Regions from separate parts of the Homo sapiens genome. Here all the other regions are linked to region 3. A link is a loop called in an ENCODE intact Hi-C map of the cell type or tissue named here. Cell type or tissue: endothelial cell of umbilical vein. All regions are shown on one strand. Links, peaks and the distances in the headings refer to the core of each region. The heading gives the core; the rest is flanking DNA. Region 1 has its middle 260 kb from the start of LINC02015. Region 2 overlaps LOC105374235 (a long non-coding RNA gene). Region 3 overlaps LOC105374235 (a long non-coding RNA gene).

Region 1 (10,299 bases), core at 2,768-7,767, 80 kb before region 3:
TAATCCTAGAAGTGATTCTTTATGATCATTGTTATTAATATTTTTGGTGAAAATTTTAGTAAATTTCCCCCTTTATGAAATTCATTAGATAAACAGAAGGTAGAACTTTGTCTTTTCATTTTTGAAAATTATTGACTTAAGAATCTATTTTTTCTTTCAGAATAAGTTTCAAGGGACTACTATCGCAAATGTGTGAGGCTTATTAAAATATCTTTTTACCTGTAGATTTTACAGATGATGTCACACTCTAAAGTGAGTTCTAAAGGTGATCCATATCTTTATAAGAGAGTCAGTCCTAAAACTGAATATATCTCAGAGGAATTCTACTCTGCCTTTTGTAGCTGGGGTATATTTTAGAGGAACCCTAATTTCCTATCCTGTTCCTCTAAGAATGTGGGGATTTCTGAAAAGGCCTTGATATTTTGGTAGATAAATTACTGAACATTCTCTCAAAATCCAGCTTTCAGGCCACCACTTATTTACAAACATTCAATTTTTAAAATTTCTAATGAGTCTATAACTGTCTAGAATAACGGTATGATTGAGAACTAATTTCAAGATTCAGTTGATCTAGATGCAAATTACTTTTTTCTCACAAGCTAGGTCTTCACACAGAGCTTCATAATGGTCAACTTTCAGTACAAAACTAAGGAGCGGATCATCATTCTGTAAAAATTGTGCATGTGGGAGATGAACACTTTATATTAGGAGAGAATTATTGAGTAGGGAAGTGGGATTATCGAACTTCAGGGGAGACTGCTACAGAGGACTTCGCAAACTTAACGACATGGACCCATAGACAAGAACGCTATGTAAGTCAGTTCGCTGCATGATCTTAACTGCAAGAGCCAGGTATTTTTATGTACCCAAATGTCAAGAAGAGTATAGGCCCACAAAATAGTTGTTTTTCCCAGAAATTATGAGTCATTTTCCTATCCTGAACTCACCATTTTAAATTCAAATAGGCATATTTATTACACAGTATTTTGGAAGACATATCTACACTTTCCATTCTTGTTCTCTTTCCCTTTTTTACTCAGAGAGAATAATTGCAGTGAGTACCAGATGGAGTTTAAAATATTGATTCTAAAATATTGTTGCCTCAAGTGTACATATAAGGGATGTATTTAATAATATTTCTAATATACAATTTAGGAGATTTAAATAATACATTTTGTGCGGTTGAGGCAGTTAATTTTTCAGTGCTGACTTCCAGAGTTCACATTCAACAGCTCATGCATAACATAATGTAAGGTGTATTTAAATACCCGAAAGTAATTTCATCAGGCAATGAACCACGGTGTCTTTTCCGTGTGTTCTTACTCAGAACACATTCACCAGTTCACTTGGCATCCATCACTTTTATTTTGTATCCGATACTCATTGTCTGAAGTAATAATGAATAAGTGATCCAAAGAATAAAGTATTGCTTTGAACTGCTGACACAGTGCAGAGTGCTGTATTATGCAGGATTGTGCTAGTAGCCAAAATACCCGTTTAGCTCAGAGCTCTTTGCAGAAAGCATGCCATTGCCCCCATATTTGTGTATAATAAATATTCTATAGTGAGTGATTAAAAATGGAAAGTTGTCTGCTTTGTTCAGTAGAACAGGAAATGGTATATTACATATTTAATTTTAATCCTATCACTCCATAGACACACTTTTTCATGAAACATATTTGAAAATCTGCTTTTTATTTCTACAATGTAAAATGTTAAATTGAAATAGTAGACAACGTGAGACAAAAAATGAGAGAACACTTTAATATTTTTATCAGAATTGTTTGGGATGCAAACTTACATACAATTAAAATTTTCCAGGAAAAACAAAATGTATCCTACTAAAATGCCACTGATTAATCAATAAAGAATGGAGTCTGCTGGCTAACATGGTGAAACCCCTTCTCTACCAAAAATACAAAAAATCAGCCGGGTGTGGTGGCGGACGCCTGTAGTCCCAGCTACTCGGGAGGATGAGGCAGGAGAATGGCGTGACCTCGAGAGGCGGAGCTTGCAGTAAGCCGAGATCCTGCCACTGCACTCCAGCCTGGGCGACAGAGCGAAACTCCTTCTCAAAAAAAAAAAAAAAAAGAATGGAGTCCAAGAAGCAGCTTCTATTTTGCCATATGACAGAATCAAATAAATAAGCAAATTTCAAGATATGTAATTAATTTCATACACACTCATATTCAATGCAGTAACACAAACCAGGCAAGGTCTGCCTATAATATGAGGCCATTCACACGAACGTTGCGGCAGGGTGGACATAGTTTACTATAAAAAGAGAAAAAGGCATTTCTTTTTCATTGCCACATAGACACAAAAATATGAGTGCATTTTGAAATGCTGGAAATACAAATATATATATACATATATGTGTGTGTGTGTATATATATATATATATATATATATATATATATATATATGTTTATACATGATGTCCTAGAGCCTTAATTAAATGGAATCTTCAGGGAGGTGGTGGTGTGTTTTTCTTAATCAAAATTTTAAGTCGTCAAATTGTTAGTGAGAATTGCATTGACCTTTCTGTTAGCAAGGAGCCAAGGACCATGACTTAGCATCCTCTTTCCCCTCACATAGTAAGACACAACATATTGGTTTCTTTGCTGCCTTATTGCATACAACTATATCTGTATCTTTGATGATTTTAGAATTTGAATTTCTTTGGAATAATAACTGTGTCCAGTAGCCTAGATCTAAGTTTCTCTTTTTAAACTACCCTGCAGACCACGGAAGTGAAAGCAAGATGAGGAAACAGGCCAAACTACAACTGTTGCTGTTGAGTGAGATAGAATGAAAAGGGATATTCAATGTTGTAAAACTGTCTGAGTAGCTAAAAAATATTGCTCTCTGTACTTAACATTGTGGGAGATTACATAAAGTGAATGCTAACCTGATAGTACTATGCTTGCTTTTACAAAATACCAGTATTATAATTTACCTTTCCTACACTAAAAAATGAATGTGTCCACTATTCCAATATGGTTTATTGAAGGTTCCTTTTAGTTGAATTATAGACAATTGATGCATTTCTATAATTATACTTATTAAAAAGTTCATAAACATAAATATATTAAAAAGTTAATAAACATTAATGGTACTAAGCACCCATTGCTGTTTTGAAATTCACTGAGTATCTTGTAGAAAATATATTATATTACTAATTGTAATAATAGCTATTTAGATATCAACCACACAAGCTTATTTCTTTACCTGTGACATCAGTTACAAACATAGCTGGATATTTTGCTACATAACATAAAATGAATATATTTCATTAATCTTTATTTTGACAATGTTAGAATGTTTGAAGGCATGTTTCTCTGAAATTCATTTACTTTTTCAGAACTTAAGACCTGCTATCTTGGTTCCTCTATCATGAAGAAAATTCTTCTGACCTTTATATTAGGAGAGGATGATGCTATGACTTTCTCATCACACGAGGATGCTTGTTTCTCCATTAGTGTGAATGGTTTCACATTGATCATTTTCATTCTCTGATTTGTCTCCCTTGTGATTGAAGGCACCATTTCTGAATCTTTGACCAGAGTAAAAGGAGCAGTTTAGATAGATGAGTACTGCCATGTTCTCTGGTGGAAAGCGATCAGACTCCAGCATTATCTGGTTATTTGGGTAGATTACTTAACCTGTTGGCCCTCAGTTTTCTCCTCTGCCTGTCTACTTTTTGCGTTTTGCATAAAGACAGAGTTTCACCACATTGGCCAGGCTGGTCTCAAACTCCTGAGCTCAAGCTATGCACTAGCCTCAGCTTCCCAAAGTGCTGGGATTATGGGCATGAGCCTTCACTCCCAGCCTTTTCATTTAGAATTTTAAAAAGTGTATGTGTATGTGGGCCATGTTTTTGTCTTTCCTTTTTCCCAATTTTACTAAGAAAATCTTTGTATATAGAAATAGATAAAAGAATAGTAGAATGCTCAGTTTTATACTACTAACTTAGGTTATAAACTTAACATTTTTCCATATTCTTTTTATTTTTTATGACCCAGTTGAAAGTAATTCGCAGATATCTTACTACTCTTAAATATTTTGGCATGAATCTCCTAAGAATGATGATATTCTCTGACATAACCATAATACCTCTATCACAAATAAAACAACAATATTTACCTGATAGCTTCTCTTATCTAAGTCATATTCAAATGTCCCCATTTGTCTCAAAATTGGATTTTATAGTTTCTTTTTCCACCCTCATCTATGATTCAATCATATTTCTTGCATTACATATAACTATTATTCAAGACAACCTGTAGTGTCATAAATTATTTGGGTTTTCATATTATGGTAGTTTTTCTATTTAGGACCACTTGATTGTGAAAATATATGGCAAAAATAAATCTTTGAGTGAATAAACATACCTAGTACACGGTAGTTGTTTAACATTTCCTTGCTGAATACATGAATTTAGTTATGTTTTTAAGTGACAGTGCATTTTACTAAGCACAATTCTAACTAAATATATTGGAAAAACAATACATTTCCATGTGAGAGGCAATTTTAAGTTCAGTCCATAGACTCTAATTATAGCTCATGATTTTGATCATTGATTTTGCACCTTATATGGAGCTGAGCACTGAGTATTAGCTCATTTTTCACAACAAAATCATGGTGTATTATTTTTCAGAGTAAGAGGCTAGCCAAATTAAGTATTTAAAGATTTCAAAGTTATTAAGAGAAACAATCTATAGATAAACTGGAGGGCTTATCACATATACTACACTGCTTTGCATGACAAAGCTGGGTGGGTGCTCGAGGAGAGCTTATTTACTCCCTTGCAATGCTTCCTCAGCCTCACCTAGCAGCCAGGTTCATTTCTGTCTGCATGCTCGACCTTCCCAGCTGAAGCACTGTCTAGCATTCTGCTTACTTATTGCTCTGGCCTTAAGGGAACTTAGATCTCTGTGAGGAAGCCCTTTGAAATCCAAAGAATTAGTGTACAGTTTTTCTGTTCAGACAGAACTTTCAGCAAGGTCATGTCTGTTTCCTGAATGAACAGGATTAGGATGGAAAACTGGAGCCTTTCCCAGCTCAAAGGGAGCCAAGTTTCACTGTGTCATTTCATTATTCTCTTTGAAGTAAATTCCCAGAAAAATCAGATGCATCCATATTAAGCTTAAATAGAAAACACATCTCAAAGCCAAATGGACATGATTCAGGGAGTTTGCCACCATTTTGGATTGCCTATGCTTTTGTTCCCTTCTGTTAGTGAGAATAATCACATTTTTTCTGTAACTTCATAGAATGCGGATTAATCCAGTGCAGCCATATTCCTGCAATGTATCCTGAATTATTCAGAGGATAGATCAGGGAAAGGAAGAGATCAACTTTACTAAACATCTGATCCTATTACAGCGTCAGAGTTTAGTTTGGTTTGTTCTTTCAACCTGGCAGTGGAGATTATCTTTTATTTTTGTGATTTCATTTCCCATGAAGTGATATTTCTATTGAGTCTGTAAATCAGTGGTCTGTTCACATAAAATAGATATGTCCACCCTCTTAGAGAGAAAATCCTTCCTAAAAATCTGAATAGACAGATTTAAAAAATAGCCCCCAGAAAAATATCTGGCTCGCAGTTGGTCTCCTTTGTGGGATTAACTTCAAATCTGCTAACACATTAAAAAAAAAAAAAAAAAAACTAAATTATATGTCAACAAAAAGTCAAAATTAATCATGAAAAGGTTCAATACTATGTGTGAGAGAGAAAGACTTGTTATAGATTTAAAAACACTGTGTATGAGATCTGTATTTCTAGATGCCTTATAAACTAAACCTGTGGAAAAGAGATCATACCAGGTTTGCACACAAAGTAATGAAATGTGGAATCAGTCCCACAACTTTCTAGCCACCCAATATGTAAGTGTCCTAAATGCCTCTCATTCTGGGCACTCAATAAATACTAAACAGGGGCAGCAATTTCGTTTCCTGTCTAGTCAGGGTGTCATTATTTCTGTAAAGTCTCTGAGCTAGTGAGCACATAGAAAAACACAATCCACCACAACCTGAAATATGCCTTTGCCCTCCCACCTTCTCCTTTTCATGTGGCTTAAATTGCTGTGTGACCTACTGGAAACCTAAGAATATTAGCTCTCAGTTACCACTTCTTCAACCTTAACCTTTCCTCTCCCAAATGCCAAGAAGATATAGCAAGTCTAATCAGCATATTTTATTTTGCCCTTTTCAATAAGCTGTTTAGTGATGTTGATTTACTGTTGGAAGAAGTCTAAAAAAAACCTTCACTATCTTTTGCTCATGTCTCTGTTCCTTAGGGAAAATGGCATTTTATGTCACTGCTTGTCAGGGCGTTTTCAGTGTTGCTTTCTCCATTTTGGAGGTCCTTTGGGAGAGTTCACTTGGACCTTTCTCATGTCCTTCATTTATTAAAATACAAAGTAAGTGAGAGTAACTAACACCCAAATACTTATTATTACTCTTGGTTATGAACCTTCTTTCATGCTACCGAATAACCATCTCTGTCACTATACAGCAGGACATGGTCCTATGCCCAAAACATTCACTTGGCTTCCAGGATGCCACACTCATTTTCCTACTACCTCACTGGCTGTTCTTTTTCAGCCTCCTCAACTGGCTCCTACTCCTCTGTCCTCCAAACATCAGTATTAGGGTAGTTTAGGATTCCATTCTCCACCTTCTCTTCTCTGTGGATGTTCACTGCCTGGGAGAGCTTCTCCATTTCTTTGGCATTAGATATCTAAACACTGATGATTCTCAAGTTTTTATGTCCAGTTTACAGCTCCAAGCTGCAGATTATTATACCCAACTCCACATTTAACATCTTGACTCTGATATCTGTGTGGTTTTACAAACTTATCATGATACGAGAATTCCATATGTTCTCCAAATGTGCTCTTCCTCCAGACTCCCCATTTTAATAAAATGTGCTACTATTCAATCAGTTGGCCAGGCCAAAATCATATGGGGCATCCTTGATTTCTCTATTTCCTTCATTTTCCATACACAAGTCTTGCCAGTTCTACTTCCAAAATATATCCTGAAGTTGTCCTCCTCTACACTGATATGACTCTCACCCACACTACCATTTTTATTTTCTATTGACTACTGAGATAACTCCAGGATGGTTTCCAGCTTCCAATTTTTCTCCTCTATAGTCTATACTTTGCACAACAGAGTGACTTTTTTTAAATGTACATGTGGTAATGTAACTTCCCTGTTCAAAACTGCAGTATCTTCTCATTATGAGTTAAGTAAAATATGCCCTCCTTACTGTAACCTACAAAGCCCTGCACCCTTCCGTGCCCTGATCTCCCACCATTTGCCCTTGCTCTTCAATGCAGCCACCCTGGCCTACCTGCTTTTCTTAAAACACACCAGTGCAGTCTCGGCCTCATGGCCTGTCACTCATTGCTTTCTTTGCCTGGAATACTCTTTCCTCTTATCTCCGTACGGATCCTCTTTCACATCTTTCAGAGGATTTTCCCCATCCCTTTCTCCCTCCAAAACAGCTTTTCCTGCCTTATCTCCAGTGCTGCTTCACTCTTTTTCAAGGCACTTATTACTACCTGAAAATACTTATTTTTTAAGTTATCCATTGCCTGCCTCCCCCACCAGAATGGAACCTCAGTGAGAAGGCTGACTTTGTTTTGCTTAGACTAAGGTCCGATGCTTTCAGCACCTAGGACATAAAATAGCCGCTTAATAGTATTTGTTGAATAAATGGATGACTGGTTAGGAGTCCTTAGTAAATAGGATAATTTAATATATTATGTGTCTTGTTTGTTACCCTTCATGAATCTCTTTGTTTTGCTTTATTTTGTTTTTATGTCAATGGTCTGCTAACTTTAAAAAGGATAGATCTATATTCTTACACAGAAACCCTTCCTAAAAGTCTGGCTAGATGGGATTAAAACAACAAAAAAAAAAACTGTTACTGAAAAACTGGATTTATATTGTCACTTATTCACTTTTAAGGGTTTTTTTGGTCCAAATCTTCAAGAGATTATGGCAATGAGCTTCAAACTTTAATGTTTATAACAATTGCCTGGGGGAGCTGGCTAGTAAAGCCAGGATTGGGTTCTAAATCCTGATTTGTTAATAAGCCCCTAGGTGACTTTGATGCAGCTGCTCCTTCAACTCCTCTGAAAAATACTGGGCTATGGGGTTTTGTAATTTCTTTCATAACTTTGAGAAAAATAGATACATGCCTGCCTGATTTACCACTAATGGAAAATCAGATTTAGGTGCTTAGGTGCCTGATGCTAAGTTCCTGAAGACCACAGCTCAGTCATGTGAGATAATCTGTCAACCATGGAGAAGGTAGGGATGAGTTTAAATTGAAAGTGGAATCTTCCTAACACATTCTATTGTTGGAACCAAGTGGAAAGCATAGGCAAGAAAGCAGAGACAGAGTCCAGCAGGCCAGAAGCCCAGGAAGACAATAAGAGGGGGACGAATGAGGCTTAGAATGAAAGTAGAGATTTCCCTAAATGGAATTGGAATTCTTCGCAAACTGCCTGTTTGAAAGTTTACGGACAGGTTAAACTTGCCTGGCTGGTCACAGAGGGAACACACAGAGTTTTTCACCTCCTAGAGGTGTATGAAAAATGTACCATAACAGTATACAGCAAAGCTTTCTATGATGGTTAACTCATAGAAACTTTCTGTGTGTGCTCCACACAACTTTCAATTACCAGGTCACGTAGTGTGATTATTGGCCTAAGAGTTTTAGCCTGTAAGACAAAGTCCTTAATATTTGCAGCAGGTGCACATATTGTGATATGGGAGGCAAGCTTGGGGTAAAGGAAGGCATAGAGAAAGAAAATTCTTTGAGTTTGACATATATTCTACAATTTCAATTCTTGAAAGCATGCCATTTAATGTTATTAATTCTACTTATCATCATGTTTCAATCCCATAAATGTAGATAGAACAATTTAATTGCTTCCTATTTTTGCTTTCATATTATAAAGATTCCCTGCAATTGGTTTTTGGTCCTTTAAAGTATAATAGTAATTTTAATCAAACAGTTATTACTGACATTCATTGAAAGCCTATAGATGAAAAAACTGAGGTTCTGAGAGCTTGAGTAATTTTCCCCAAGTTCATATAATCATGAAGTATCAGAACTGAGATTCAGATCTGGGTCTGATGAAAACCTGTGCCCTGGATGAGCTTCCTGACCTCAGTGCTAGTAGTCCTGCCTTGCTTCTCCTCTCTAACATCTGCCTGGTATGCCCTGTACACCACAAGCAAGGGGTGCCTTCCAGAAGTCTCATCTAGTCTCCAAACTATTGAATTCTCGGAGTGAGCAGGGGCATTCATGGCCAGAGATAGTGAGATTGTGCTTCTTGGTCCTGAAGGTGAATATTCTGGCCTGGCTGGTGAAAGGGGCATCAGGCTGAGGCCCTCCCATCTAGCCCATCTGTGTTTGGCCCAGTCTGCCTGCCTGGGTATCTGATTACTTCTTTCTTTTTTATTCCACTCTAAAAATTGAGCCTTAACCAGAACTCTGGGCAGGGAACCTTGGCTATCTGAGACTGTTGTGTAGTTCTTTACAATAATTTTCCTTGGTGACAGTCACTGATTCCAATGTCATACCAAATGATTCTACACTGACTTCTCTCATCCATACCTTGAACACCTACTGTTTGCCGATAATTAGTCCTGTTAGACACCCTGGCACCACCCCTGCCCTGCCCTGCCCTGCCCTGTCAGGGTACGTACATCAATCACCCATTATGCCTAGGATTCCCTACATTCACATACTGTGATTTTGCACTGGGGACCCATGCCTTTCAAGCTGACTCATGTGCAAGAAGAGGTCAAGGATGGAGTCTTTGTTATGATTTGTAGTTAACTTACCCTAGTAAATAGGCCAGTCTGTTTTCAACGACTCAGGTCAACAAGGATAGGGATCTGGAACTCGGAAGTATTTTACAATCAGGTTAAAGATGAGTTTAGATTTCTGGAGGGATACACTTCAAATAGTGTTTATGCTCCCTGGATATCACACTCAGGAAACTGAATTAGGAAGAAACCTGCTTCCTTCCACTGCCTGGCTAAACAGATGGGACACAAAAAAAAATCCTGATATAGAACCATTCCTGTTGCAGAGAGGCATAGAATCCTGAGTAGAAAATGGAAAAAGATTTTTCCATTTTATGCATTAGCAGAGTTTATTTTAGTGATTTGTTTAGTTGTTAATCTTCTCTGTGATAGTGTGATCCCTGGAAGGGCCACCAGGTCTCTTGTGCTCATTTTATCCAGTAGGGGGACACAAAAATGTGC
Region 2 (10,299 bases), core at 2,980-7,979, 160 kb after region 3:
TCTGAACAGGTTTCTCCAGATGACTTGACTTCAAAGATTTTCTTCCACTTAATCCATCTTTGTCTGTGACCCAGGACTATATTTTCTCCTAATCTAAAATGTTCTTCTGAATCTCTATTTGTCATTCTCTTTTATTTTTTTTCTAATAGATCCAAGCTCCTTCATTCATAGCTTACCCTTCAGGGCTTTTCATTTCTATGAAAAGCTACAATGTATATTATTTTCAGATTAAAATGATGCTTCTATATCTTTATTAATAAGGAATTTTCCTACCCTCACTTGATGACTCTGAATCTTAGGTCCAGGCCCCACAAACTCCTTTTGAATAATCTACTTAAACATGACTATTCTTCTTATTCTTCTTATCTCTTCTGACACCTATATGTGTATAACCATTAGTGCAACTGTTACTTTGTTTTATTAGGTTATATCAAGCCCAGGTGAATGGGAGTTAGGGGCATTTGCTCATTAGGTGGATATAAGCATTCTTCTAGATCTAACTCTTAAAGTGGCAGACATGACTGGGTGCAGTGGCTCATGCCTGTAATCCCAGCAATTTGGGAGGCCGAGGCTGGTGGATCACGAGGTCAGGAGATCAAGACCATCCTGGCTAACACGGTGAAACCCCGTCTCTACTAAAAATACAAAAAAAATTAGCCAGGCATGGTGGCGGGTGGCTGAGTCCCAGCTACTCGGGGGGCTGAGGCAGGAAAGTGGCGTGAACCCAGGAGGCAGAGCTTGCAGTGAGCCAAGATCGCACCACTGCCCTCCAGCCTGGGCGACAGAGCGAGACTCCATCTCAAAAAAAAAAAAAAGTGGCAGATATAACCTAAATAACCCCCAATATGCATGCTGTTATATAATCCCTCCCCAAAGTGCAGGAAAAATCTGTGACTCTCATCTACTTGATGAAATACGACAAAGGTGAAAGGACAGTCACTCCCATAGTTGTGTTACAATATATACAACTCCATCTTAGTAGACTGGAGGGATCCTCTTCCTGGCTTGGAAGAAGTAAGCTGAGGTGTTGTGGAAGAGCCTGTGAGAGGCTCATGTGGTGGGAAACTGTGGGCAGACTTAGAAGTTGAGAGTGGCTTCCAGCTGACCACCAGCTAGGAAAGGCGAACTTCAGTACTACACCCACAAGGAACTGAATCCTGCCAACAACCACATGAGCTAGGAAGAGGACCCCAAACTTCTGAAAGGAGCAAAGCCTGGCTGACACATTGCCTATAGCCTTGTGAGACCCCAAACAGAAGACCCAATTAAGCCATGTGTGATTCCTGGCCCATGGAAACTGAGAGATAATATATCTATGTTGTTTTAAGTCTTTAAGTTGGTGGTAATTTGCTATGCAAGATAGAAACTAGTACATTTAATTGGTTTTGCACAACTCAGCCTCACACTCATTTGAGCCTATCTGACAACCTAATACATAATTCCCAAAATGTTCTGTCAAAATCATACTGATAACTTTGAAACAGCATACTTCCTATGTGCCTCATTAGATATTACAGGGAATAGAAGATGAAGTGAACGTACTGATATATATTTAGCTTACAGTCATAAAGTGAAGAAGTATCCAAAAACAGCAACAAAAGAAAATTGATTCTATGGTACATGTTAAAGTCATCTAGAATGCCAGAAAAGGAAAGGATTCGAGGATTTTACAGAGCAGAACACCAACTCCAATTTCCAAGTAGACGGATAACACCACTTTGAAAAGTCTCCATCCTCAATACCAACAATAAGGAGAAAAAGATATATAATATGTGGTCTTTAAAAATTTATAAGATTATAAGATCAGTATAATACCTAACCATACTGAGCTATTATAAATACACAGAAATGAGATAATATGTGAAAATCCCTAGCATAGTAACTGACATAGTATGTAGAATCAAAATAAGCTGAATGAAATGAAGCTCTAATTTATATTTATAATGTTACAACCCTCTGCAAGTACCAGAAGGCTACCCAAACAGCCTCTCCAATATCTAGGCCTTGGAGACTAATGAATCCCAAAGAGAATTACATAATGTAATGGTATCTTGATAGCTGTCTCATGTCTTTCATCCCAAAAAGCTGATCATAGATACTCTCCAAGCCCTCTATGGCTCCATACAACTTGCAGTAATACACAAAATTGAATACCCTCATAGTGAATGGCAGCTCCTCAGCAAGCTCACATTTTCTCCTTTCTGTTGAAGGAAATGTGGCCCTGCTGAGGAGCAGCAATTCAACATGAAGAGGTTTCTCATGATTCCAGCCAGCATTTGGAAGTACAGGGGGCAAGCATGATTGATCCAGAGCAATTCTAGATTATTAAGGGGAATGGGCCCTCAAGAGCCACTATCTTTTTTCTCCACTCATTTGAAAAGCCGAGTAGACTTGTGTTGCAGAGTACTTCCAAAAGAGAAGCCCTTCCTGCAAGAGATATTAATTTGTGATCAATAAAGCTAAAAGGGCCTCTTATAGAATGTCTAAGTGGGTCTCAATAGGTAAATCTATGCGCCACTTTCATTTCCTGTCAGTAAATAGTGTAGTAAAGCCAAAACGTTCAGTACACGTGCTACACGCTATGCAAAGAAAATGTTCCATTTCTCATCCTTTTTTCTTTACTTGGCAAATGGCCTCTTTAAAGTCTCAATTTAAATGCCTCCAATGTCTAAGAAATCTTTTCTGACTCCTCAAGGCAATAATTACCTTATTTACATTCATACAATACCCTGCTTATATCTCATCTTGTATTTCACTTATCACTAAATGTTTATCCTAATATTATAAAGTCCTTTGTGATAGAGACAACATGAGTGATATAGATTTTATATTTATGTCCTAACCTAGGACGTGAATCATTATAGAAATTCAACATATGTTTGGCCAACAAACAAAATAATCTATACAAAATATATGCAAATAGAGGAAGAATTCCCCAAATGTCAGAGATTCAGTCGGCATCACAGAAGTAGTAAACCTCAAAGATAATTAGTTTGCTTTCAAAACTTAGCATTGACCAGCAATCCTCTACCCCAACCACCAGTTGTCATAGAAAAAACCTAGCACATTTCATAATAAAATAGTTCTTTTGAGGCATGTTTATTATATAATGGAATCTCTACAAATATGATGGTTTAGAATTGTGTTCTCATAAAATAAAATAGGACAAGAAATAAAGAACTGCAGTATTTCAACAACCCAAGTTAATGGCCCAGACTCCTTTTATTACTACACATACAGAGAATCATCACTCTGTGAGTGCTGTGGAAAGAGAACCTCAGGAGATCTGATGCCAAAACAGGTCAGGTGGCCAATGTTTCAGCTTCAATGTAGAGAGGGTCTAATAATACAAGTTATTTAGCACTCAGTGTGTCCAAAAGCTCTTTACAACACTAAATAATCCATCATCTCCAAACTCCCTGCGAGATCGGTAAGAATTATCATTCAGTCTTTACAGATGGAATATTTGAAATGTAAAATAGCATATACAAGGCCAGACAGGAACTCAGCACCATGATTAAATAAAAACTCTGAGTTCCCAACATCCAAGCCTTGGCAAAGGAATTTGTCACATTGCCTTTTTATATATAGAGCACGGAAACCCAGGGGGGATGCATAAGAAAGAACTCTGAATTTTAAAGCAATATGGAAATATTTAATTCAGGCTGAAGTTAATAGGTAATCAGCTCAATTCCTCCCCCTCTTGCCTGTGAGTAGCTAGCTGTCAGACTGGCAATTTAGGTGACTTGGAAAAACCTACACAAGCTGAATACTGACAGAGGTGGGAACGAGAAAAATTAAGGGACAACGAAGACTTACATGCTGTCATCTATGCCTTCAGGGAACTTAAAAAAGAAGTATTAGCCCTAGCAATGCATTCACCTATTTGGGTTATTCTCTACACAGAATAGAGTTTCATGACCCATGGCAGAATTTTATAACCGATTTAAGGAAGTTGTTCATCCCAAGAGGTCTTCTTTGCTTTGGGCTCCTTGATTCACATTTCTTGTAGCATGTGCTTACATCATCCTGGCTCGATTTAATAACCAATCAATGAAAAACTAGGCATGTCCCACAGATCAGCACTAGCAAGGATTTGCATCTTGCCTGCTTCACAGAAGTCAAAGTTCAGTTTATAAATTCATCATATAGGAATCTGAGTCCTGACAGCCAAGACAGAGTATAACCCCAGGAAGTAATTTATCTCCCCATCCCCACAGAGATGCTGTAGCTTCAATAACTGATAACAGAGCTGTGGGATAAGCAAGGCATTGGTCATAAATGGAATGTTCTAGTCTGGTGTTCCTCATTTAGGTGCTTTTTGACCTTTGGTGGCTTCTGACATCATGAAATGAGATACAGTCGCTACCTGCTAAGGGACAGAGTGAAGAGGGATGAGAGGAAGTCTCAGTGATTCTCTGCTCAGGTGATTTGCAATACCAGAAGCCAGAAACTGAACTTTCCCAGGAATCTCTCTCTCACCTGCCTGTTTGCTTGATACACCATTACAGCTGCTCCATTACAGTTGCTCAAGAAGAAATGGCTGAAATGGAGCTGTTGCCTCTAGCTGACCAGAATTGGAATGCTCATGTGACCATCTGACCTTTTCTGACAGATAAGACACAGTAATAAAAATAAGAATATGCTTCTCATGTCTGAGTGCGATATAATTTGCATAGCATTTTCAGACACATTTCTGAAGGAGATCCTCCCTGTAGCCCTGGGTGGGAATTGGAATTCGGATGAGGTTTTTCTTTTCCATTTATTTATTTTATTTTATTTTTAGATGACAGAACTTAAGCCCATTGTGCTTCTGCGATTTTCCCAGATTAACACAGGTATTAAGTGGTTGAGTCATTTCCAAGCATTTTTGCACAATTAGCTATTTGTCCTGTCCCTGTCTCCCTGTCCCCAAACCAAAGCAACTTATGTTTATTCAAATGAGGTAGAGATCTAGATGACCTTCCAGGACCCTTCCAATGACACGTATCAGTCACCATATTAATAGCAATATATCTCTCAGAACTAGCCCAAGGATTTAGTAGATTTCCAGATTACTTTGGAAGGAGCAATAATTATAGTCTTTTAGTTGGAACCAGAGAATCACACTCCAAGAAGATTATAAATGGTCATAACTTATATATTTATTTCACTCTGTTGTGCCAAGAGCTAGCAGCTTACAATCCAATAGGGAAGATAGATATTAAATGAAGAAGTACACAATGCCTTAATTCCTACAGTGCTATTTAAAGGATGACAATACTCCCCTGGATACCAGCTAATATATGTCAAACTTCTTATCAATAAACAAATCACAGATTGTTAAGAGAAAATCATGGCAGAAAATAAAGCCAGTTTTGTAGATCATGATTTTCTCTATTGTGGAGTTGATAGAAAAAAAAAAGAGAGTCTGTAAACTACAGAAAAAAAAATATAGCTGAAAAAGTAACCCTGTGGTCTTCTTGCTAGTCACCACTTAAGGAAGTAGAGATTTTTCCAGACCCTTCTGTCACTCTGGGCAGGTGACTGACTTATAACTCAGGTGTGCATTTGCCTGCTTAAATCTGCCTCAGTTCCAAACAGCTTGCCATGCTCTATATATAGAGATGACTTCACCCTCTGTTGGAATGCAGCAGCTGTTCAGCAGTGCACACTGATATGCTTCAGAGACTTAGGCCATATCTAATTGAGCACTTCAATACTGCAGAGATAGGCGCCTTGGAAATATTTAGATAAAATACCTTTGGCCAGATGGAAGCCGGCCAGGATACCAGCATAAAATCTTCATCTCACAGGACTGCTAGTGAGCCTTGGCGGGGGGCTCCATGGAGGGAGGTGGCATCAGGAGAGATGCCAGTCTGTCCTATCCACCCCCTGCACTGTAAACATGACACAAAGAATAGTAGGAAATAGGAGAAATCAGAATTTTGTTGCTTCCTCCTTCTCCCCTTGGCAGACCAAACACAGCCTACCCTCTGTGAAAACAATCTGAATGTTAATGGTGCCTCCATGTCAGGAAGCTTCCCAGTTGTAATATTCCCCCACAGGACTGTCCCTTCCCCTAGAGGCCAGATTGCCAGCCCTGGAAATTGGTTGGCAGGTATAGAATCAATGGTACTTTTTAAACATTTATTTGCCTAGGATTCATTGCTAATCTTGCTAGGAGAAGCAACCAGCTATCACAGTTGGCTGGGAACTGGCCAGAAAGCACTTCTGGCTTTGCTACCCATGGTCCACATGACTCCAGCAAGCCTGTGTTGTGCTGGATCTCACTTTTCCCATCTGTAAACTTTAGAGATTGGCAGATTTAACTTCAATTTCTCTTCCAGCTCTAAAAGAACCTGTGTGTGTCTTTCACGACACAACTCCCTCTCCCATTCTTTTTTCTTAGAAGAAAAAGAAAAAAAAAGAAAAAACATTAGCAGATGATAATGAAAACATCTTGCATTTGCATGTAATCTATTGTTTAGATAAATATATCCACCTTTAAGCCAAAGTAAGTGCTATTATTTTCATTTAGAAGAATCAACAGAAACACAGAGAAAATGAGTGGTTTGCCCAAATCAAGCAATTAGAAAGTACATTTGAACTGGGTCTCTGTCTTATCAATGATGAAGGGATCATTTACACAGTAATGCAATTGCCTATCTGGATGTGTCATTTATATGGACTCAGAAAAAATATCGAGGTTAGGAATAATAAGTATCTAGCTTTGGGTCTTATCTATGCTTGGATTTAGGGGTTTGGAAATAAAACACACAGTCTGGCCCTCCAGGTTCACAGTGCAGTAGGGGCACTGGCCTAGTTAACCAATGCTTGCCTGCCATACAATGTGGTAAAACACTGAATAGGACATCAAATTTATACTTGGAGCTTTAGAGGGCTGAAGTCAGGGGAGGCTTTGCAGAAATGTGTATGTGCTACCCAGGCAGAAAAGGATAGTGGAGCAGGGGGCAGACAGTGAAGAAAGTGCTAGGGAGGTTCTACAAACAAATAGTGTGTGAGTGACTGGAGTTTAGAATGCTTGTCATAAATACTGGGCCTTTCACATAGCAAGATACACAACAATCGAATATTTGAACATCCAGGTGGAAAAGTTTATTGGCAGCTGGATATGAGAGTCTGACGCTCAGGGTTGAGGATGAGGTGTAAATACAAAAGCCATTGAGCCTCAATTTTTTATTGCATTTTTCTCTCTCCATTTCGAATATTTTAGTTTCTCTGAAGTGACTGAAAACACAGCAGTGCAAATGACAACCATTTCTAGACAGAGTCACTAGGGTGTCTGCAGTTTGAAGAAAGAAAGCTTTGTGAAATGTTGTATCTTTGAGCTAGGAGTTTGTCTATCTGCAATTATTGCTTTAAGGACATAAGTATAAGTTAGACAATTATGATCTAGAGGAAGGAGGATAGGGAAGAGAGTAAGAAACAAGGGAAACAAAGTTAAGGTGGAGCAAAGCCCACCTAGTGAGTGCTCAATAAGTTTTACAGAAATGCAGAAGTGAATGTAATCGTTTGTTCCTAATAAGTAGTGCCCAACAAGTTTCACAGAAGCTCAGAAGAGACTCAGGGGTCAGGTGTTGCTGTTCCATTGTTTTTAAATGAAGTGTTTGCTCAAGGTACTTCTAGAAATTTATTTTTAAGGCTTAACACTATCAGAAAACATTTCAAAAAGTGGTAAAAATTACAATTACTTTTTTAAATATAAGAAAAAACCTTTCAAAGTAGAGAAAATATTACGGTTGACCATTCCACTGCTCTAAACCAAAAATGAAGTTATAAAGCTTCTCAGTAACCTGTGTTTCACATCCCACACATCACCCAGTAAACTATTTTCTGAAGAAACAGGAGAATATTACAGAATAAAAAACCTTAGAAATGTGAAATAACTATGTGTGAATGTTGAGGGACACTCAGAAGAGCAAAACCCAGTGGATGTTAAAGAAAACATAATGGGTTTAATTATATTTAAAAGGCCTATTCTATTGCTATATACACTAGAGGAGCGTGAATATTTATTCTCTCCACTAGATATTACCATAATTTTAGGTAAGACAAAAATAACTCAGATATGGATTTTTCTATTATTGGAAATATATTGTGTTGGCATATCCTCACGTATTATCTTTAAATCCTCACCAAACACTGTGTAGTGGATATTATCAGTTCCATTTTAAAGTCCAGGAAAAACTCAGAAAGGTGAATTGTTTTATCAAAGTCCTAGCATATGTTAGAGTCCAGATTTGATTCCAGGCCACTGACTCAATATCCACCTGGTTACTGCCTACTTGTGTACAACCTGCAAGCCTATGAATTATGAATTCTTTTTCTATACAGTTAAAGAATTCAAAAGAGGAATAAATTTTGCAACATATTGAAATTATATAAAATTCAAATTTCGGTGTTCATAAATAAAGTTTTTTAGAACACAGCTACTCTCATTTTTTATATATTGTCAATACCTGCTTTTGCACAAGGGCAGAGTTGAGTAGTTGTGACAGATAACAAACAATACACAAAAGAAACAATGTAAATAACCATTTCAAGGCTCAACCAAATGTAAGGCTCAATAAATGCAACATTGTTAGTCTTTTATTTTTCAAGAAAATACTTGGACTATCATGATAATGACAAAAAAGAGATTCCACACCCAAAACTTAGTCATATGTTGTTATAGGAGGTAAGTACCTCCCAAAAGACCCATAGACAAAAATATAGCTTTTTTTTTTTTTTTTTTTGAGACGGAGTCTCGCTCTGTCACCCAAGCTGGAGTGCAGTGGGTGATCTCTGCTCACTGCAACCTCCACTCCCAGGTTCAAGCGATTGTCCTGCCTCAGCCTCCTGAGTAGCTGCGATTACAGGCACCCACCACCACGCCCGGCTAATTTTTGTACTTTTAGTAGAGATGGGGTTTCATTATGTTGGTCAGGCTGGTCTCGAACCCCTGATCTCGTGATCTGCCTGCCTTGGCTTCCCAAAGTGCTGGGATTACAGGTGTGAGCCACCACGCCCTGCCAAAAATACAGCATTTCTTATATTAAGAGAGTAGACTAGACTGATTCACTATAGCTATATTTTATGACATTATACCAATCAAACATTCAGAGTCTTAATTTCTCCAAGAAAAAAACTGTGATGCCTGGTCCAAACTTGAATAAGCACACGGAAACATAAAGACTCAGATTAGTTGCAAACATTAAAATCTTAGAACTCTTTTTATTTACTGCTATATATATATAAAATATATTAGTTTTACAAACATTTATAATTTTATGCTCAAGTATTGCTTTAGGCAAGGTGCCAGTTTATGGAATGCCTGCTGTCCCATGCTAAGGAGTTTGGTTTTATCTGATGGTGATGGGGAGCTACTGAAGACTTTCAAATATAAGATCAATATGTGGGTTATCATAAATAAAGTGTCAGGTGATGAACAGTAGTCCAAGAAGACTACCAGTGTATAGACAGAAGGAGAATAAAATGACACCAAAGAAAGGGGATTAGGAAGTTCAAGATAAATGATTTAATTGCCGTGGCAAGTGCAACGAAAAGTCCTATAAATCAAGGATTTAAAAATATCCATGGATTGGTCATTTAGAAGGTTATCGGTGACTCAGCAAGGCAAGGTTCAGAGGAGTGGTAAGGCCAAACATTAGACTGAAATAAACTGAAGAGTGAATTAGAAGAAATTATAGACTGTTCTTGTCAGAGATTTGGAGGAACAGAGCAGAGAGATCGAACAGTTGCTTAATCAAGACGCAAACACAGTATTTGTTTGTTTGTTTGTTTCTTTTCCCTTTTTGGGGTAAGAAATGTTCAAACATGTTTATTGGCTGAGGAGAATGAACGGGTGGGGAGGTGAGGGTGGATTGGCTGAGGAGAATGAACAGGGGTGGGGAGGTGAGAGTGGGGGAAAATGAAAGATATTAGTTGAAGAAGCAGAATATCTAATGGAGCAAATCTTGGCAGGAGTGAGAGGAGATGTGGCCTCAGACATGGTCAGGGTTTGGATTTAAACAAAAAGTGAGGCATCCTTTCTTCTGGTACTGAGAGGAAGGCAATGAATTTGATGGCAGATATAAACTAGCTTGTGGAGTTACATGTAAGAAAGATTTGGAGGATATTATAGCTATGACCTTGGTTTTCTAGATGAAAGAGGCAAGGTAATTAGCTAAGCATGAAAAGGTAGGGGTTGAATATGGATTTTAATAGACCAGTGATTTTTTATAAAGTGTAGATACCCCAAATGTAGAGACAGGTATTTCCTTTCTTTATTTTCCTATCACTGTCATTTAAGCATGA
Region 3 (10,299 bases), core at 2,513-7,512:
ATGTACAAGGTGTGGTTTTTTATATAAAAAGACAATGTTTTTGACAAACATACTAGAATTTATGCATCTAAATAAGCATGTACAAATGTATTTGTACTGCTAGGGTACTACTCATCCATTTTAGGGGAGGGGACATATCCTTACCATCCATTTTTGTCATCTGGTTCAATTTCCAAATTTTTGTCTGAAAGACTAAAGATTGGTACCAAAATCAAATACAAAGGAAGCTTTTGCCACCACTAGGAATATTCAGAAAAAATATAAAATATAATACATAAATATTGTTCTGAGGACAGCAATCTTCTAAACGATTTATAAGTACAGTCCCATAGAAACCTCCTGAGGTGACTATTTAGATCAAGGTCCAAACATTCTAATATTCTAAAATCAATTCTATCACTCCACAGTCATGTTGTGAACAAATAGTTTGCCTAAAATAGGATTACATTGTTCAAAAGCAGTAATATTTCAAAATGAATGTATGAAAAATAAAGTAACTCACTTACCACCAAGTAGTACTAACTTTTATCTTTCTTTTCTTGTTTTCTTTTCTTTTTTTTTTTTTTTGAGATGGAATCTCATTCTGTCTCCCAGGCTGGAGTGCAGTGGCACGATCTCAGCTCACCTCACTGCAACCTCCACCTCACGGGTTCAAGCGATTCTCCTGCCTTAGCCTCCCGAGTAGCTGGGATTAGAGGTGCCCACCACTACGCCTGGCTAATTTTTGTAATTTAGTAGAGATGGAGTTTTGCTATATTAGCCCAGCTGGTCTCGAACTCCTGACCTCAGGTGATCCACCTGCCTCAGCCTCCCAAAATGCTGGGATTACAGGCATGACCACTGCACCTGACTTTAATTTTGATCTTTCTAAGTGGGTCAGTCAGGGTCTTGACAGAATCAAAGGCACACATAGAAGGGATTTTTAAAGAAAATTTAATGAGAACTTATAGAAACCTGTGAAGGATTGGAGGAACCAATGAGGAATGTGAAGGCCCACTTGGCCTAGCAAAGGTGGGAAGCCACTGCCATCTCTAGGCCTGAATAGGCAGGAGGAGAAAACTGTACAAGTGGAATCCAGTGAGAGTGCCAGCTTTGGAAGAAGGGTTGGCTTTCAGGTAGAAGTCACTGGAGCACAGCAATGACACTGAAGGGAGAAAGCGGAGGGGAAGAAATACCTCAATCTCTCTCTCCCCTTATCTCTAGGTCCTTCCCTTAGCCAGAGTGGAAAACAGTCAGTGCGATCCTGATGGTTAAGCTGTGGGGAGGGTCAGCAGATATAGAACAGAGAACAGGGTACAGACATGCAGAGAAGGGATCAGAGCTGGGAGGGGGCAATAAAAAACTAGAGAGGATGCTAAGATTCTATATTTTGCCATTTTTAATTGATTGATTAATTTTTTCGTTCATTTAAAAAGTCAATCTGATAGTTTTCCTATACCAAGCACTACAGAGGGTTATAAAAGCAAATTAAATTTAGTCCTTATACTCAAAGAACTTTGAAACATAGACATTTACACATATAATTATGACACAGGGCAGAATAAGGCACAGAAATAATAGTGTAACTAGCATATTCCAGATGTCACCTTCCTTGTCATGTTATAGTAATCATACAAATCTTTATGTTCCAGAGCCACAGAGCGCTTAGTAGGAAATCCAGTCTGTTCCTCCAAATTCCCTTTCCCCAAATATAACCATGAATTCCTATTGCTATTTATACGCATTAGCCAAATGCCCATACAGTTCCCCTTTTGATTGATTCTAGATAATACTGTTTTTAGTTTCTTTTCGTGTGAAGTGGTAGGGAAGGGCCATTGCATATATAATAAGAGCTGCTGCCTGTTGCTCACCGGTCTTTGTGCTCTAGTCCCTTCTCTTCCAACCAACTCTTTGCTCTGTTGGGCACCATTGCTGTGACATTCAGGTAATAAAACACCCACCCTTATTAAATGACCCTGGACCATCAATTTCAGTGTCCTCCACATACCACTTCCTGTGCTGTTGCTGAACTTCTCTAGATTTACAGCCTTCACATAGGCCATGATTGACTTTCTGGACAGTAAAAACACCTCTTCAAACTGTTATGTGGTGCTGTTACTTCTCTTGACAAAAGAAAAGCAAATTTTTCTCCTCCTGAGCAGCTGTATTAGAAGCAGTTATCACAGTAGATAGGTCAGCCCCCCGCCCAGTGATACCAATCCCCTCTTCATACTAATGATCTTCAGATATTATTGTTCATGCAAATCCTGAGAGAATTCCCCTAACAAGGGCATCCTCTCAGATAATTTTGAATGACATCTAATCATTTTCCTTATAAATTTAGAGTTACAAAGAATACAGTCACTGTTTTTTACAAATATTATCATTTTAATATAAAATCGTTGACTTCCAGTTCTGGTCATGATGCAGTTGACTGTATTGGATTGAAAAGCATAAATAATATGCATTCACCCTGCCTTTTGCCCTCTGGGCATATTCTACTCCAAATAGTATCATTAAGGAATGGGACCCAGGCAGAAAGCAGCAGCCCCTCTAGGCTGAAGCAAAAGCGCTTTCTGAGCTCAGAAAGAGAAGAGAAAGATAATGAAAAATAAGCAATATTAAAAAAAATACTGGGTAGAAATATTCAGCTTTAAACAAACACATTAAACTACAGATTCAAGAACCCTTATTAAAGCAAATAAATGCAAATAAAACCAAACAGGAACATCCTAGTCAAACTACTAAATAAAAAAAACAAGCAAAGAAAGAGAACAGCACTTATTACCTCAGAGGATCAATAATAAAACTGAAAGCTAACTTTTCAACAAGGACTATGGAAGCCAGAACACAATACAAGAATATCTTTCAAGTGGTAAAAAACCAAAAAATAAAAAAACTGTCAATCTAGTTATTCAAAGATCAAAGAATATTAAAAATGAAGGCAAAATAAAGACATCTTTATAGAGAATTTGTTGCTAATATACCTGCACTATGATAAATATTAAATAAATAAATATTAAAGGGAGTTATTTGGGAAGAATAAAGGTTACCTCACATGAAGGCATGTAACTGCAGGAAGGAATGAGGGGTAACAAAAATGGAAAAATATGTGGGTAAATATATGTTTACATGAATTGTTTAAAAGCACTAATAAAATGACACTGATTTTTAAAAAGTTAATTAGATGTAAAATAGATAACAAAAATAATAGCTCAAAAAGCAGGAGAAATTAGGAGTTAAACTGTGAGAAAGTTCTTGTATTGTTTAGGCAGTAATAAATGTACTAATTTAAAGCAAACTCTAACATGTGAAGGGAGAATATTATAAGCCCCAGAAAAATTTCTCAGGTAATGTTAAAAGAAGCTGTAAGTATGATGCTAACAAAAGAAACAAAGTAGAATTTTTAAAATCCCTGATTAATTCAAAGGTTAAGAAAGGATTAATAAACAAAGGAGATACTAGCACAGTAGGATACAACTGGCAACATAGTAGGCTTAAATCCAAACATAATGGTAGTTACATCAAATGTAATGGAATAAAATTCCAATTTATAAACAAGGATTGTCAACAGATAAAAACAAAACACAACCATGTGCTATTATAAGAGCCACATTTGAAATACAGCACAGATAGGTTGAAAGTACAATCATTAAAAAATATATACCTTGCAAGTACTAACCAAAAGGTAGATCTCTGGCTATATTAATATCGGACAAATGTCTTTGATACAAAAATATTACTAGAGATAAAAAGGTACATTTCACAATAGTAATAAAGTACCCTGAATAGAAAGATATAACTTTTTTTCTTTTTCTTAAGACAGCATCTCATTCTGTTACCCAGGATGGAGTGCAGTGGTACAATCTCAGCTCACTACAGCCTCAATCTCTTGGGCTCAGGCAGTCCTCCTGACTCAGCTTCCCAACTAGCTGGGACTACAAGCATGTGCCACCATACCCAGCCAATTTAAATATAACATTCTTATAGGTATTATATGACAATACTTGACAGAACCAAAAGGAAGAATACACATTTCCATAATTCTATTGAAAGATTTTAACACACTTTTCTGTAACTAATAGAATAAAGAGGTAAAGATAATCATCAGAAGAATATAGAATATATAGACAAAACTATTAACAAACTTGATATGAATGCAGATCATTTTATCTAACATGTGCAGGATAAAAATTCTACTCAGGTATAAATGAAATGTTTACCAGAATCCACCATATGCTGTGTCTTAAAGTAAGTCTCAAGAAATATGAATGGCTGAGATCATACAGAGTGTATTCCCTGACCACAATGAAAATAAACTAGAAATCAATAACTGAAAGATAGCTTGTGAGAAAGCCAAAAAGCAGCCCATGACATCGAAGAACTGATCTGATGCTCATAGCTAGGCTTTAGTGTGAGAGCAGGCCTGGTGCTCACAGTTACACCATGTTCTTCTCCAGGTGGGTATAAACAATCCCACAAAACAGCAACGTTAGACAAGGTCACTCTGAGACCGTGATAGAATGAGAAAAATTAAAACCACTTCATAATTCAGTTTAAAACACTGTTGAAAACAAGATCAATGTTTATGCAAACAACAAAACACCAAACATCCTCCACTTCTGGGAAATATGAGTAATTGCTCCCTCTTGATCAGCTATAGCTGCAAGCCCTCTTTAGTGTCACCTACCTAGAGATGAGATTTAGTAAGATAGCCAATCATAAAATGGTCCCTGCTTTCTGATAATGCCTAATCTAGAGTAAACTTCTACATCCTTTAATCATCCCCAAAATTACTCAATCAAACAAAATTTCCACAATTTATAACACCTTCCCACTATGCCTCACAGTTCCTCATAGTGTAAGTTATCCCTTTGCTGTTTTGTAAAATAAAACCAACTTGTTCAGCCACAGATGTATGCCTGGTGGTCTTTGGCAATGACAGCTGAAACCCCCAAATGTGGAAATTAAGCAGTACCTTTTTTAATAACCCATGGATGAAGGAAGAAATTATAATAAATGATAAAATATAATCAAAATGACCTATCAAAATGTTTTGGGATTCAGTTAAATCTACTCACTAATGAAATGTACAATAAAAAATTCCCTCCTGTTTTTTGGCAGGTGGTAGGGAAAAGTAACCATTTAAAATATGTCTCTTGTGTTCTCCATAACAAAGGCCAGCTCTCCAGAGGAAACTACCGGAGCCTTATCTGACCTGGAGGAAGGGCAATTAGTCAACTCCCACCCCCTACAGATTTCCTGTCTAATATAAAGGAAGGAAAAATAAAAGGCTAAGAAATGCTATAGAAGTTCACAGCTGAGGGATTCATGCCCACTAAGAAAGAGATTTCATTATAAGATTATAGAATGTTTCCCTTCCCCAACACCTTACCAGCACACTAATGGGGCTTCAGTTTAGTAACAGTGGATTACAACTGAGAGAACTGCAAGACACAGAGAGACAGTTTAAGAAGGAGTTCTTAGGAAAAGCCAAAGACAACAGGGAAGAAAAAAATCTGCAAGAACACTGGAGGAAACTAAAGCCTCTAGCACCCACGGCTACAACACTTATTAAAAATAGCTCAGCTCCTAGCTAGATTAGCATAAACCACACACCTTACCTAATTACCTTAGTTCTTATTTCCCAATATATCATGTCCAGTACTCATTAAAAAATTAAAAGGCAATATAAAAGGCAAGAGAGAACATAGCCTGAGGAAGCATAACAGGAATCAGAAAGTCTCAAGTATGAAAAAGATTTTCGAATTATCATATAAAGGATTTTAAATAACTAATATTAATATGTTAAGGGACTTAGTAGAACAGTAGATGACATGCAAGAATCTACTGGGTGATGTAAGCAGAGAGAAGATCTAAGAAAGGATCTAAAGGAAATGCTGGAAATAAAAAACACGGTAACTGAATGAAGCATACCATTGATGGGCTCATCAGTAGACTGACACAGTCAAAGAAAGATGCAGTGAGCTTCAAGGTATGCCAATAGAACTTCCCAAACTGAAATGCAAAAAGAAAAAGGAATGGAAAAAGAAATAAAATAGGCCGGGCATGGTGGCTTGTGCCTGTAATCCCAGCACTTTGGGAGGCTGAGGAGGACAGATCACAAGGTCAGGAGATTGAGACCATCCTGGCCAACATGGTGAAACCTTGTCTCTACTAAAAATACAAAAAATAGCTGGGCATGGTGGCATTTTGCCTGTAATCCCAGCTACTCGGGATGCTGAGGCAGGAGAATTGCTTGAACTCAGGAAGCGGAGGTTGCAGTCAGCCGAGAGCGTGCCACTGCAGTCCAGCCTGGTGACAGAGCAAGACTCCATCTCAAATAAATAAATAAATAAATAAATAAATAAAATACCTAAGGACTGTGGAATAATTATAAAAGTTGTAAAATACGTGTAATGGGAATACTGTGTAGAAAAGAAAAAGGAAAAATAGAAGTCATATTTGAATTAATAATGGCTGATAATTTTTCAAATTAATGGCAGACACTGAACCACAAATCTAGGGAGCTTAGAGAACACACAGCAGGATAAATACAAAAATTTCTATATCTAGGCATACCATATTCAAACTGTAGAAAACTAAGGACAAAAAAAAACACAAAATCTTGCAGAAAGCCAGAAGGGGAAAAAGAAGTCAAAACTATAGAAGAAAAAGGATAAGAAATACATTGCACTTGTCACCAGAAACTATGGAAGCAAGAATAAAGTGAAGTGAAATATTTAGTGTTGAAATAATAAAACACCAACCTAGAATTCTGTGTCTAACAAATGTAAGGAAGAAATAAATATCTTCTCAAACAAACAAGAACTGTTTGAGTTGTTGCCAGTTGATATGTTTTGCAATAAATGTTATAAGAAGTTCTTCAGAGAGAAAGAAAATGATATAGGTCAGAAATACGGATGTACACAAAGAAAGAAAAGGCATCAGAGAAGAAATAAATGAAAGTAAAATATAATATTTAATTTTTATTTTTAATTAAACTGATGGATAACTATGTGTTCATTGTAATAATAGTAGTAATGTACCAGGAAATTATATAGATAAGTGACAGGAATGACAGCAATCACATAAGGGATGGGAGGGAGGAATTGAGAGTACATACTTGGTCATAAGGCCCCTGCACTACCCATGAAGGAGCGTAGTGTTATTGGAAAGTGAGCACATATTAATTGTAGGTTTATGTTGAAAACTATAGAGCAATCACTGAAAAAATTAAAAATGAAGTATAATTGATATACTAAGATAAGTGAGAGAATCGCATCATAAGACTATCAACTAAAATCAGAGAATGTATAAACAAAGAACAAGTGTAGGGAACAGAAAACAGTTAAAACGTGATCAAGATTACACTAACCATATCAATAATCACTTTAAATATGCACAGTATAAATACAATTTAATTTAAAGACAGAATTTAAAGACAGAGATTGCCAAAGAGGATCAAGAAACAAGACCCAGCTACAGGTGATCAACAAAAACACACTGAACATAAAGACACATGTAGGTTTAAAGTAAAAGGATGAAGAAAGATATGCCACATTAACACTAATCAAAAGAAAGTTAGAGGAGCTATATTAATCTCTAGTAGGGTGGACTTTGGAATGAAGAAAATTATTGGGGATAAATAGGAGCATTATATAATGATAAAAGTGTTAATTCTCCAAAAAGACCCAATAATCTTTAATGTTTATGCACGTAAAAATAGAGCATCAAAATAAATGTGGCAAAATAATATAACTGCAAAGAGAAAGAGAAAAATGAACTCCTCTAGTTGAAGAATTGAACACTAATCTATCACTAATTGATTGATCCAGCAGGCAGAAAATCAGTGAGGACACAGTTGAACTAAACAGCATCATTAATAAACTAGATTTAACTAACATTTATGTAGAATGCTGCATCCAATCACAAGAAAATGCATGTTCTTTTCAAGCTCACATGATACATTCACCAAGAGAGATGACATTCTGGGCCATAAAAACATTCTTTTAAGTTTCAACAAACTTAAAGGAATAGAAACTATACAAAGTATTCTGTCAGACCACAATGAAAATAAAGTAGAAATCAATAATAGAAAGATAGCTAGAAACTCCAAAAATATTAGAGATTAAACACACTTTCAGATAACACGTGGATAAAATTAGAAGTATCAAAATAAATGAAAAATATGTTGAACTATATGAAAATAAAGCATTTCATACAATTTATCAGTATTTGTGGAATTCAGCAAGATCAGTACTTACAGGGAGATTTATAGCGTTGAACGTATATAGAAAAGATAAAAAGATCTAAAATCAACTACTTAAGCTCTCACCATAGAAAACTGAAGAAAGAATAGCAATGTAGGCCTAAAACAAACAGAAAAAAAGAAATAATAATAATTAGATCAGAAATAAGTAAAATATACATAAAAAAGGGAAAATCAACAAAATAAGAAGCTGGTTCATTAACCAGGCTAACCAAGAAGAAAGACATAAATTAATAATATTAGAAATGATAGAGGAACATCACTACTTCTCTTATGGACATTAAAAAGAGTAATAAAAGAATATTTTGAACAATTCTATGCTTACAAATTTGGTAACCAAGATGAAGTGGGCCAAATCCTTGAAAGATACATAATACCAAATAGATAACCTCCATGAGTCTGTATCTATTAAAGAAACTGAATCAATAATTAATAATCTTTGTAAAAAGAAAGCACAGAAACTGAATCAATAATTAATAATCTTTGTAAAAAGAAAGCACAGGCTTAGATGGCTTCATAGTTGAATTTTATTAAACATTTAGTGAAGAAATGTTGTCAATTCTCTACAATTTCTTTCAGAAATTAGAAGTAGAGAAAACACTTCTTTACTCACTTTATAAGGCCAATATTTCACTAATACCAAAACAGATAAAGACATTCATTATAAGAAAGGAAAACTACAGACCAATATCTCTTATGAACATAGATGTTACGAAAACCTCCTCAACAAATATTATCAAATCAGATTCAATAACATATAAAAAGGATTATATGCCACAACCAAGTGAAATTTATTCAGGTATGCAAGATTGATTCAACATTCAAAAATACATTAATATAATCAATCACAAAAATACATTAATATAATCAATCACATCAACAGGATAAAGGAGAAAAACCAAATGATCATATGACAAAGACAAATTATACAATCAGAAGTCAATAGATTCAGAAAAAGCATTTGCAAAAATGCAACATTCATTCATGATAAAAACTCTCAGCAAATTGGGAATAGGGTAGAACTACTTCAACTTGATTTAAAAAAAAAAAAAAAAAACCTTCCAAAAGTCCACAGCTACATCACATTAAATGATGAGAAAATAGATGCATTTCTTCTATGACGGGGCACAAAGCAAGGATAGCCCCTCTTACCACTTTTATTCAATCTTGTAACAGAAGATCCAGCTGAGGAAATAAGACAAGAAAAGGAATAAAACGTATAAAGATTGAGAAAGAAGACATATACGGTCTGTTGTTTCCAGAGGTCATAATTGTAAAAAATAAAAAAGAATTACCACCACCAACAAAAACTCCTCCAACTAATGAGTGATCATACCAGGTTGCAGAATGCATGATTAATATATAAAAATCCATTACTTTCAGGTATACTAGCAATAAAATTTGGGGAATTAAAAATATATCACTTACACTGGCACCAAAAAATAATATACCTAGGTCTAAATCTGATAAAACATGTACATAATTTATAAGACAAAAATTTGAAAACTCTGATGAAAGAAATTTAAAAGATCTAAAGAAATGGAGAGATTTCATGTTCATGGATTAAATATGAATTCTCCAATGTGTTCATATTGTACATACTATTAAGATATCAATTCTTCCAAATTTTATCTATAGATTCAACACAATCTAAGTAAGTTACTTTGTGGATACAGACAAACTAATTCTAAATTTAATGTGGAAACGTAGAAGACCTAGAATATGCAATACACTGTAGAAGGAGAATAAAATAGGAAGAATACCTCATTTCAATACTTATTATCATGCTATAGTAACCAAGAAAGCATGATATTGATGAAAGAATGGTCAAATAGATTAATAGAACAGAATAGAGTGCTCTAAAATAGACCAACACAAACATAGTGAACTGATCTTTAACAAAGAAACAAAGCAATTTAATGGAGAAAGGATGATCTTTTTTAAAAAAAAAATGGTGCTGGAACAATAAAAGGGGAATGAATCACAGACCTAAATGTAAAATAAAAAAACTATAAATTTTGAACAATAACAAAGGAGAAATAATAGGG

The links. Peaks named below come from ENCODE experiments on the same cell type or tissue, not always from the same donor. Only the 100,000 strongest peaks of a DNase experiment are listed, where the experiment ranks them.
Region 1: it touches region 3 in a loop (4-fold over the local background); 3 of 110 quality-filtered maps call a loop at or near these places.
Region 2: a loop joins it to region 3, with 6 times the contacts of the local background. A loop is called at or near these places in 3 of 110 quality-filtered maps.

What each region holds. Positions count from the first base shown.
Region 1 is chr3:178,074,132-178,084,430 of GRCh38, forward strand. No RefSeq gene overlaps it. Among named protein-coding and RNA genes, the nearest start is that of LINC02015, 260 kb to the left of the region's middle. In endothelial cell of umbilical vein, for the core only: no CTCF peak of the experiment used is centred there; DNase peaks (open chromatin) are centred at 2,780, 5,050 and 5,970; H3K27ac peaks cover 1,278 bases.
Region 2 is chr3:178,314,941-178,325,239 of GRCh38, forward strand. The region is part of intron 2 of LOC105374235 (a long non-coding RNA gene); the gene reads right to left. Among named protein-coding and RNA genes, the nearest start is that of LINC01014, 99 kb to the right of the region's middle. RefSeq lists a silencer at 5,027-5,227. In endothelial cell of umbilical vein, for the core only: no CTCF peak of the experiment used is centred there; a DNase peak (open chromatin) is centred at 5,631; H3K27ac peaks cover 509 bases.
Region 3 is chr3:178,154,680-178,164,978 of GRCh38, forward strand. LOC105374235 (a long non-coding RNA gene) reads right to left here. Exons shown (of 11, transcript NR_188692.1): 11 at 9,019-9,436. Among named protein-coding and RNA genes, the nearest start is that of LINC01014, 260 kb to the right of the region's middle. In endothelial cell of umbilical vein, for the core only: no CTCF peak of the experiment used is centred there; a DNase peak (open chromatin) is centred at 5,252; H3K27ac peaks cover 1,233 bases.